Regions from separate parts of the Homo sapiens genome. Here region 2 is linked to region 1. Evidence: read pairs that join two places in POLR2A ChIA-PET (ENCODE). Cell type or tissue: OCI-LY7. All regions are shown on one strand. Each heading gives the region's core, and the rest is flanking DNA. Links, peaks and the distances in the headings are about the cores only.

The links. Peaks named below come from ENCODE experiments on the same cell type or tissue, not always from the same donor. Only the 100,000 strongest peaks of a DNase experiment are listed, where the experiment ranks them.
Region 2: POLR2A ChIA-PET joins it to region 1 with 5 read pairs; 2 of 35 experiments call an interaction of 5 or more read pairs at or near these places.

The regions. Positions count from the first base shown.
Region 1 is chr12:121,365,634-121,371,008 of GRCh38, reverse strand. No RefSeq gene overlaps it. Among named protein-coding and RNA genes, the nearest start is that of ANAPC5, 16 kb to the right of the region's middle. In OCI-LY7, for the core only: no CTCF peak of the experiment used is centred there; no DNase peak of the experiment used is centred there.
Region 2 is chr12:120,675,142-120,680,516 of GRCh38, reverse strand. LOC105370029 (a long non-coding RNA gene) reads left to right here. Exons shown (of 3, transcript XR_945449.3): 3 at 4,123-4,341. It also overlaps a transcript of CABP1 not described here. Among named protein-coding and RNA genes, the nearest start is that of MLEC, 9.3 kb to the left of the region's middle. RefSeq lists an enhancer at 173-282. In OCI-LY7, for the core only: no CTCF peak of the experiment used is centred there; DNase peaks (open chromatin) are centred at 2,166 and 2,656; H3K27ac peaks cover 1,852 bases.

The DNA of each region.
Region 1 (5,375 bases), core at 65-5,064:
GTCTCTACTAAAAAATCCAAAAATTAGCTGGGCATGGTGGTGCACATCTGTGATCCCAGCTATTCGGGACGCTGAGGCAGGAGAGTCACTTGAACCTGGGAGGTGGAGGCTGCAGCAGGCTGAGATTGCACCACTGTGCTCCAGCCTGTGTGACAGAGCAAGACTCTGTCTCAAAAAAAAAAAAGAAAAAAAAAGAAATCTGGTTTCTATTCTGCCATGAAAGGGATGGGTGACCCCCAAGGCCTCAGTTTCCTTATCCTAAAGAACTCAAATTATTTTTGAGAAGGTCACCAGCCAAGTAGCTTTTGTTATAAAATGCAGATGTTCATATTTTTTTCTAGTGTGGTAAAATTCCCTTAACATAAAATTCACCATTTTAACCTTTTTTTTTTTTTTTTTTTTTTTTTTGAGACAGTCTCACTCTGTCGCCCAGGCTGGAGTGCAATGGCACGATCTTGGCTCACTGCAGCCTCTGCCTCCTGAATTCAAGTGATTCTCCTGCCTCAGCCTCCCAAGTAGCCTGGATTACAGGCACACACCACCACACCTGGCTAATTTTTGTATTTTTAGTAGAGATGGGGTTTCGCCATGTTGGCCGGGCTGGTCTTGAACTCCTGACCTCGTGATCCACCCCCCTCAGCCTCCCAAAGTGCTGGGATTACAGGCGTGAGCCACCACGCCCGGCCTTAACCATTTTAAATGGTACAATTCAGTGGCATTTAGTACCTTCACATGCAACCATCACCGCTATCTGTTCCAGAACATTATCATCTGCATATGGATTATCCGGAAGAGTTAAATCCATAGAGACAGGAAGATTGGTGGTTGCCAGGGGCTGGGGAGAGGGGAAAGTGGGCAGTGATTGCTTAATGGGTACAGAGTGTCTTTTAGGGGTGATGAAAATGTTTTGGAACTAGATGGAGATGATAGTTGCCCAACATTGTAAATGCACTAAATGGGACTGAATTGCTCACTTTAAAATGGTTAATTTTACCTCAATTTAAAAAGAGAAAGGGGAAAAAGATAGCTTTGTTTATTAATTAATTAAGCACTTCAGCTGTAGAGAGAGAGAATTTAGATTAATGGGCTAACTCAATGAGACCCAGCCTAATGCCCCCATTACATCTACAGAACTGTGCCCTGAGATTTTAATAGTAGAGACCAGTTAGGCTATCATGAGCTTTCACGTCTCAATGTATAGTTAGAGGACTCGTATTCTCAACATCACCTGGGAGCCTGTTAGACATTCACAACCCCAGGCTGCCCCAGACCAACTGAACGAGAATTTGTACTTTTTAATTTTATTTTATTTTTGAGACTGAGGGAGTCTCCCTCTGTCGCCCAGGCTGGAGTGCAGTGGTGCAATCTCAATTCACTGCAACCTCCGCCTCGTGAGCTCAAGCGGTTCTCCTGCCCCAGCCTTCCAAGTAGCTGGGATTACAATGCATGCCACCACACCTGTCTAATGTTTGTATTTTTAGTAGAGACGGCGTTTTGCCATGTTGGCCAGGCTGATCTCAAACTCCTGGCCTCAAGTGATCTGCCCGCCTCAGCCTCTGAAAGTGCTGAGATTACAGGCGTGAGACATCGCGCCCGACACAGAATCTGTATTTATTTAACAAGCTTTCCAGGTGATTCACTTGCACGTTGAAGTGTGGAAAATCACAGTTATAGGAACGCTGAAGTGGTACAAGCTTACCCCACTCTAGGCAACCAAATATATATTAACATAATTTCAGTTTTGTTTTTGTTTTTTTTGAGATGGAGTCTCACTCTGTCACTCAGGTTGGAGTGCAGTGGCACGATCTCAGTTGACTGCAACCTCCGCCTCCTGGGTTCAAGCAATTCTCCTGCCTCAGCTTCCCGAGTAATTGGGATTACAGGTGCATGCCACCACGATCGGCTAATTTTTTTTGTATTTTTTTTTAGTAGAGATGGGGTTTCCCCATGTTGGCCAGGGTGGTCTCAAACTCCTGACCTAAAGTGATCCGCCGGCCTTGGCCTCCCAGAGTGCTAGGATTACAGGCCTGAGCCACTGCGCCCGGACATAATTTCAGTTTTTTACAGAGGATGCATTGCGGTATGACTGCTTGCTTAACAGGCTCCCATTAGTCTTTAATTTCCAATCTCCCTTAAGGCACTGGAAAATTTAACCACCATCAAAAGATTTAGCAGTGATTTTCAAGGAACTCAGCTTCTGAGTAGATGAAAGTCTTTACAATACAAAACACACACCAGCGGCCAGAAAATGTTAATATAAGCTTCCAAGTCAGCCAGGGAAATTGCCTTCTTATGTGAGATGTGGCAGAATTTATTTAAGGAGTGACGTGCCTGTAATTCCAGCACTTTGGGAGGCCGAGGCGAGAGGATAACTTGAGCCCAGGAGTTTGAGAGTAGCCTGGGTAAGATAGGAAGACCCATCGCTACAGAAAATTTTAAAAACATTAGCTGGGTGTGGTGACACGTGGCTGTGGTCCCAGCTACCTGGGAGGCTGAGGCGAGAGGATCACTTGAGCCTGGGAGGTCAAGGCTGCAGTGAGACTGGATCAATTATGCTACTGCACTCCAGCCTGGGTGATAGAGTGAGACTCTGTCTCTGAAAAAATAAGCTAAAGAAAAAAGAGGCCGGGCACGGTGGCTCACGCCTGAAATCCCAGCATTTTGGGAGGCCGAGGCAGGAGGATCACCTGAGGTCAGGAGTTTGAGACTAGCCTGGCCAACTCGGTGAAATCCCATCTCTACTAAAAAGACAAAAATTAGTTGGGCACGGTGGCGCATGCCTGTAATCTCAGCTGCTCAGGAGGCTTGAGGCAAGAGAATTTCTTGAACCCGGGAGGCAGAGGTTGCAGTGAGCTGAGATTCCACCACTGCACTCCACCCTGGGCGACAGAGCGAGACTCTGTCTCAAAAAAAAAAAAAAAAAGAAATTAAATGTTTTAGAGTACACCTCTGAATAGGATTTTTTTTTTTTTTTTTTTTGTGACAAGGTCTCACTCTGTTGCCCCCGCCTCCTGGGTTCTACCCATTCTCCTGCCTCAGCCTCCCAAGTAGCTGGGATTATAGGCGCTCACCACAATACAGGGCTTATTTTTGAATTTTTAGTAGAGATGGAGTTTCACCATGTTGGCCAGGCTGGTCTCGAACTCCTGACCTCAAGTGATCCGCCTGCCTCAGCCTCCCAGTGTGCTGGGATTACAGGTGTGAGCCACCGTGCCAGCAGGATTCTTTTTTTTCTTTCTTTGTTTCTTTTTTTGAGACGGGGTCTTCCTTTGTCACCCAGGCTGGAGTGCAGTGGTGCGATCATGGCTCACTGCAGCCTCAAACTCCTGGGCTCAAGTGATCTTCCTACCTCAGCCTCCTGAATAGGTGGGACTACAGACATGCACCACCATGCCTATCTAATTTTTTTTTTTTTTTAAGTAGAGAAGCAGTATCGCTTTCTTGCCCAGGCTGGTCTTGAACTCTCAGGCTCAGGTGATCCACCCACCTCACCCTCCCAAATTGCTGGGATTACAGATATGAGCCACTGTGCCTGGCAGTGAACAAGATTCTCAATGGGTGATTTTAAAGAGGCTGTTCCCTTCAGCCTAGGGTACCCCACCTTTTCCCTGTGCTTTGTTCCTGTCTTTAGTACTTCCTCAGTATCCCAAACTTGAAAATCAAAAGATACAAAGCTAACACGATGATACCCATATTCTACCTAATTTTATGGTAAAATTTGCTTGGTTTAACTTTCTTTTTTTTTTTTTCTTTTTTAAGATGGAGTTTCACTCTTGTTGCCCAGGCTGGAGTCAATGGCACAGTCTCAACTCACTGCACCCTCCGCCTCCCAGGTTCAAATGAGTCTCCTGTCTCAGCCTCCTGAGTAGCTGGGATTACAGGTGCGTGCCACCACGCCCGGCTAACTTTTTTTTTTGTATTTTTAGTAGAGACGGGGTTTTATCTTATTGGTCAGGCTGGTCTTGAACTTCTGACCTCAGGAGTGATAGGATCATGGTTTGCTGTAGCCTCCACCTCCCAGGTTCAAGTGATCCTCCCACCTCAGCCTCCTGAGTAGCTAGGACTACAGTTGCACACCACCATGCCCAGCTAATTTAGTTTATTTTTTGCAAAGACAGGTCTCCCTATGTCTCCGCCCGCCTTGGCCTCCCAAAGTGCTGGGATTACAGGCGTGAGCCACCACACTGGCAGTTTAACTTCTTTTACCAAAATTTAAAAACAAATACATTTAACAAATATTTATTGCATGCCAATTACATACTAGACGCTGCTGCATGTATGGAGATTTAGCAATGACCAAAGAAAAGGGAAATATATCAAAATGACATAGAAGTTATCACTGGGTTGTGGAATGATAGTTTTCCTATTTCTGATTTATCTTGTTCTCCTTTTCTATATTTTTGATGTTTTCTGCAAACAGTATGTATCACTTTTTATAATACCTGAGAAAATATGGATCGGCTTAGTGGCTCATGCCTATAGTCCCAGCACTTTGGGAGGTAGAGGCTGGAGGATCGCTTGATTCCAGGAGTTCGAGACCAGCCTGGACAACATAGGGAGACCTGTCTCTACAAAAAATAAACAAAATTAGCTGGGCATGGTGGTGTGCAACTGTAGTCCTAGTTACTCAGGAGGCTTTGGATGAAACAAGTGGTCCAGAGACAACAATGAGAATTCCTTTCCCCAGGGAGGGAGGTCAATTCAGTTCGTGAGCCTTGAGAAGCTGAAATGCTACCTTGGATCTGGAAATACTTAGTGATGCTTATCAGGCTAGCGATCGAGTTTCCCCAGCAGCTCAGTTAATTACCCAGAACTTTCTGTATTGAGTGAGTCCTAAGACTCTGCGTGACTTTCTCAAAGTCAGGCCTCATTTTATTCAATAGGAGACATTTTTCCCCCTTTCAGCTGGATTTTCTTGGATTATCAAAAGAGAGTGTTTATGCATGCACACAGGAGAACCGGTTCACACATTACATTTTCCTTGCCCAGAGGAATCAGAGCAATTATCCATTCCCTCTAACATCATGTCTCAGAATTGTAGGGTTAGGGTTTGTCATTTTCAGAAGTTTTAGATCTGAGCAGCAGCAGGTCCAGCATGCGTGCGGTGACACTGCTGGCTTTCCCATCCGGGGTGGATGCTGGGAATGATGTGTCAGCACTTAGCTGCTGGTGAACTTCTGTCTAATGAACAATGGAGAAAATTGGCTCTAGCTGGCACAATTCTACTCGGGGTGTACAGTGTTCAGAGATACATGAAATCAGGAATATAATCATCCATTACTCAGAATAACTTTAAAATCTTTGATAATTATTTAGTTCTTTCAAAATCATCACATTGCTGAACATGATTCATGGTTAAATAGCAAGCTGGGTTT
Region 2 (5,375 bases), core at 168-5,167, 690 kb after region 1:
TTGGGGCGGCTGCATTCCCACCTCTTTCAGCTGGGGCTGGTTTGCTGCAAACATTTCTGCAAATCCTCCAGCACTCTCTCAGGATGGAGGACTTGCCCTCGTTAGAGTAACAGGAACCAAGATTTGGGGGTCAGACAGAGCTGGGTTCAGTTCCTTCCTCAGCGGCTTCCCAGTCACATCACTTCCTTTCTTGCTGAGTCTCCTTTCTCCTGAAACGCACACCACATTGATGTAAGGACTAAATAGGTAGTTCTTAAATGGGCAGCAGTTATTTTTCTCTGTGGAAGAAAGATACACTTTTTGTAGAAAATGCAGACGACATGGAAGAGAATTTTTCTTTTTCCCATACAGAGTCTTACTCTGTTGCCCAGGTTGGAGTGCAGTGGTGTGATTTCTGCTCACTGCAGCCTCTGCCTCCCGGATTCAAGCAATTCTCCTGCCCCAGCCTCCTTGAGTAGCTGGGATTACAGGTATGTGCCACCACATCTGGCTAATTTTTGTACTTCTAGTAGAGATGGGGTTTCACCATGTTGGCCAGGCTGGTCTCAAACTCCAGACCTCAAGTGATCCGCCCACCTCAGTCTCCCCAAGTATTGGGATTTCAGGCATGAGCTACCATGCTGGCCAGAAGAGACTTTTTTAAAGATAAAATTTGCCATAATTTCTTTTTTCTTTTTTTTTCTTGCTTTGAGACAGAGTTTCGCTCTTGTTGCCCAGGCTGGAGTGCAATGGCGCGATCTCAACTCACCGCAACCTCCACCTCCCGGGTTCAAGTGATTCTCCTGCCTCAGCGTCCCTAGTAGCTGGGATTACAGGCATGCGCCACCATGCCCAGGTAATTTTGTATTTTTAGTAGAGACGGGGTTTCTCCATGTTGGTCTTACTGGTCTTGAACTCCCGACCTCAGGTGATCCGCCCACCTCGGCTTCTCAAAGTGCTGAGATTACAGGCATGAGCCACTGCGCCCAGCCCAAAATTCACCAAAATTTCATCCAAAACTGATATAAGGCATATAAACCCAGGTCCTGACAGAGCAGCTTCTCAATAATCATTGGTTCCTACTTATCCGATGCTCTTAATGACCTCAAAACGTTGGAAAACTAGGTCATGTTCCCTTTTTTGCAGATGAGAAGCTAAAGCTCAGAGAGTTGAGGGATTTGTCCAAAGTCACACAATGAACAGCCAGAATCCAATGTTTTGGCATCTAATATACTTCTTTTCCTTTGAGCCTGGCTATGTAGCAAACATAGTTTGGTGCAAATCACAGCTCTGCCATTAGTCACTGTGTGACTTTGGGTAAATGAATTCACCTCTTTGATCCTTAGTTTCTTCATTTGTGGGATGGAGAGAATAATTGTGCCCACCTTGTAGGACTGTTAAAAATAAGAAAACATATTTTAAATAAACAAAAAATTAAAGTTGGTTTTTTTTTTTTTTTTTTTTGGAGATGGTGTCTCACTCTGTCACCCAGGCTGGAGTGCAGTGGCGTGATCTCATCTCACTGCAACCTTGGCCTCCTCAGTTCAAGTGATTCTCCTGTCTCAGCCTCCCAAGTAGCTGCGACTACAGGCATACACCACCACGCCTGGCTACTTTTTGTATTTTAGTAGAGACAAGGTTTCACCATGTTGGCCAGGCTGGTCTCGAACCCCTGACCTCAAGTGATCTGCCCCCCCCTCAGCATCCCAAAGTACTGGGATTACAGGCATGTGTCACCACGCCCGTCCAGGATGTGGTTTTTAAAATTAGCATTGTGGGACCATTGAGCACGTAGCTAAGTGATCAGTAAATCATAGTCGTGGGTGTTTGGGGCATAGAGACCTGGATTTAAAGCCTAGCTCCACTTCTTAGAGCTGTGTGGCCCTTGGAAAGTCGTTTCTCCTCTCTGGGCCTCAGTTGTCTCACTTGTACAATGGATATAATTAGAAGACCTACCATGTGGGGCTGTTAGGAGCCATTCACAGCGTGCCTGGCCCATAGAAGTCCTCAGTGCACAGAAGCTATTAATTATGTATGAAGAAATAATTATAACAGGTACCGCTGGCAATCTGATAAATAGAAAAGACCTTGATGAAGTGCTGAGGCTAAGGAGTGGGAAATACCCTTCTCCCCAAGGGAGAAAAAACCAAAGGGAACCAGAGTTCAAAAGGGGAAGGTGCAGCAGCTGTGTTTGAGCCCCGAGAGGCAATTTCACCTTGACCCATAAAACTGAAAAGGGTTGTGTCTTCCTGTCCAGATAAGGATCAGAAGAACAAAGCGTACTATTAATTAAGTCCTGCCTATTTTTAAGTTTATGGGATATTTTTCCCCCTTAAAGATAAACTCACAACAAAAGTTCAAAAGGCAAACACAAGGCAGGGGTGGGAGCCAGTCCTGCCAGCCCTGAAACTCTGAGGTGGGTGGTTTGGTCCCAAGACCAAGTTTGCTCACCTTGGGCCTCTGGGAGTTAGACCACAGAGGGACCAGAGCCATCCAGAGAGGTGGGGAGCCAGCCCACCGTGTCTGCTGGTCCTGGCCCCCAGGGTGCAACTCGAACTGAGAAACCTGGCCGGGTCCCCAACTTCGCAGGAGGGAGAATGGACTTGGTGTGTCTTCATGTCCCCCAAGAGGATATGAGTCACAGCGAAGAAGCCAGCCAGGCCCAGTGTGCTCATTGTCTAGGCAGAGAACAGAAAAAACAAGTGCCTTCCCTTCTGGGTGGCCTTGGACAAATCATTTCCCTTCTGCACCTTGGTTTCCTCATCTGTGAATGAGATGGTGATAACTTTCAGCCTCCTAGAGTTGCAATGAGTACGATAGAAAGCAACTTCAGCTGGGCGCTGTGGCTCACGCCTATAATTCCAACACTTCAGGAGGCTGAGGCAGGTGGATCGCTTGAGCCCAGGAGTTCAATACTAGCCTGGGCAACATCGTGAGACACCCCCCACTCCCATCTCTACAAAAAATAAAAACAATAGCTGAGCATTGTGGCGCATGCCAGTAGTCCCAACTACTTGGGAGGCTGAGGTGGGAGGATCACTTGAGCCCAGGAGGCAGAGGCTTCAGTGAGCCAAGATCGTACCACTGTACTCCAGCCTGGGCAACAGAGTGAGACTCTGTCTCAAAAAAAAAAAAAAAAAAAAAAAAGAAGGCTGGGCATAGTGGCTCATGCCTGTAATCCCAGCACTTTAGGAGGCCAAGGCAGGCAGATCACTTGAGGTCAGGAGTTCAAGACCAGCCTGGTCAACATGGTGAAACTTTGTCTCTACCAAAAATACGAAAATTAGCCAGGCATGGTGGCAGGCGCCTGTGGTCCCAGCTACTTGGGAGGCTGAGGCAGGAGAGTCGCTTGAGCCCGGGAGGCGGAGGTTGCAGTGAGCTGAGATCATGCCACTGCACTCCAGCCTGGGCAACAGAGTGAGACTCTATCTCAGGAAAAAAAAAAAAAAAAAACCACAAACTTCAAGAGAATGCCTTACAGACTTACAGAGTCTCACTATGTTGCCCAGGCTGCACTCAAACTCCTGGCCTTAACTGATCCCAAGTAGCTAGGATTACAGACGTGTACCACTGCACTCGGCTTGTTAGCTGCCTATATCATCATCTCCCAGACTTTTTACATTGTGTTAAGGACACAATTGTTGAGTCAGGAATGCCAGGAGGGTCTTTACTATCCACTGTCAGTGTAAGCTTGGCAAGTCACATTCCTTCTCTGAACCTAAGTTTCCTCACCTGGAAATGAGGTGTAAAGACAGAGTGAGATGGTGAATAAAAAGGACTAAAGTACACATACTCAGAAATAAATAAAGCTGACCGGGTGCGGTGGCTGATGCCTGTAATCCCAACACTTTGGGAGGCTGAGGCAGGCGGATCACCTGAAGTCGGGAGTTCAAGGCCAGCCTGACCAACATGGAGAGACCCCATCTTTACTAAAAATACAAAATTAGCCGGGTGTGGTGGCGCATGCCTGTAATCCCAGCTACTCAGGAGGCTGAGGCAAGAGAATCGCTTCAACCCGGGAGGCGGAGGTTGTGATGAGCCGAGATCACATCATCATGCTCCAGCCTGGGCAACAAGAGCAAAACTCTGTCTCAAAAAAAAAAAGAAGAAGAAGAAAGAAAGCAGCTGTTTTATTCTTTTCAGTTTCTTTCCTAGATCCAGACACATTGGGGAGGTAACGAGTCCTATAGCCACACCTGCACGTTGGATTATAAATGGCCAGGTTACTTGTCAGCTGCCCCTCCAGACAAGAGCATTCTGCCATGATGGGAAGGTAGTCTATCCACACCACATGTGCCTATTGAACAGGTGATATGTGACTGGTATGTCTGGGGAACTAATTCTTTGTTTAATTTTAATTCATTTAAATAGTCACATATGGCTAGTGGCTACCATATTGGACAGCAGAGTCTAGACTATTATCTCCATGAGACTAGGAATCAAGGCTGTTTTTTATTTTTTGAGATGGAGTCTCCCTCTCATCATGCAGGCTGGAGTGCAGTGGTTCGATCTCAGTTCACTGCAACCTCCACCTCCCAGGTTCAAGCGATTCCCCTGCCTCAGCCTCCCAAGTAGCTGGAATTACAGGTGCCCACCACCACGCCCAGCTAAATTTTGTATTTTTAGTAGAGATGGGGTTTCGTCATTTTGGCCAGGCTGGTCTCGAACTCCTGACCTCAGGTGATCAGCCTGCCTTGGTCTCCCAAAGTGCCGGGATTACAGGTGTGAGCCACTGTGCCTGCCTGATACAATAAATCATTGCTAAGTGCCTACTAGACACTGAAGACACTATGCTGGACAAGGTAGAAATGGTCTCTACCAACATGGAGCTTACATTCTAGTGAGGGGGAGGGAGCCTCAAACAATAAGCAGATACAAACATATTGTCGTACAATAAATATGTCAGGCCAGAGATTTCATGTGTGCTCTGAAGAATACAAATGAGCTGTGGTGGTGACTTCTGTCCTTCCTTCAAAAGATAAGTCAAGAAAAAGACATTTAAGTTCAACTCCAGAAATGAGAAGGATCTAGCTATTCAAAGAGTACAAGGAAAAGCACTCCAGGCAGAGGGAACAGCATGTGTGAGGGCCCTGAGCCAGGCCCTCCACTAAGCATTATGCAAGGGTTAATTTCTTCACATCCACCCCACAGGGTAGATAATTTATTATCATTAATAACAGATAATGGCCGGGGGCAGTGGCATACGCCTGTAATCCCACCACTTTGGGAGGTCGAGGCGGGTGGATCAATTGAGGTCAGGAGTTTGAGTCCAGCCTGGCTAATAGGGTAAAACCTCATCTCTACTAAAAATACAGAATTTAGCTGGGCGTGGCGGTGCACACCTGTAATCCCAGCTACTTGGGAGGCTGAGGTGGGAGAATCACTTGAACCCAGGA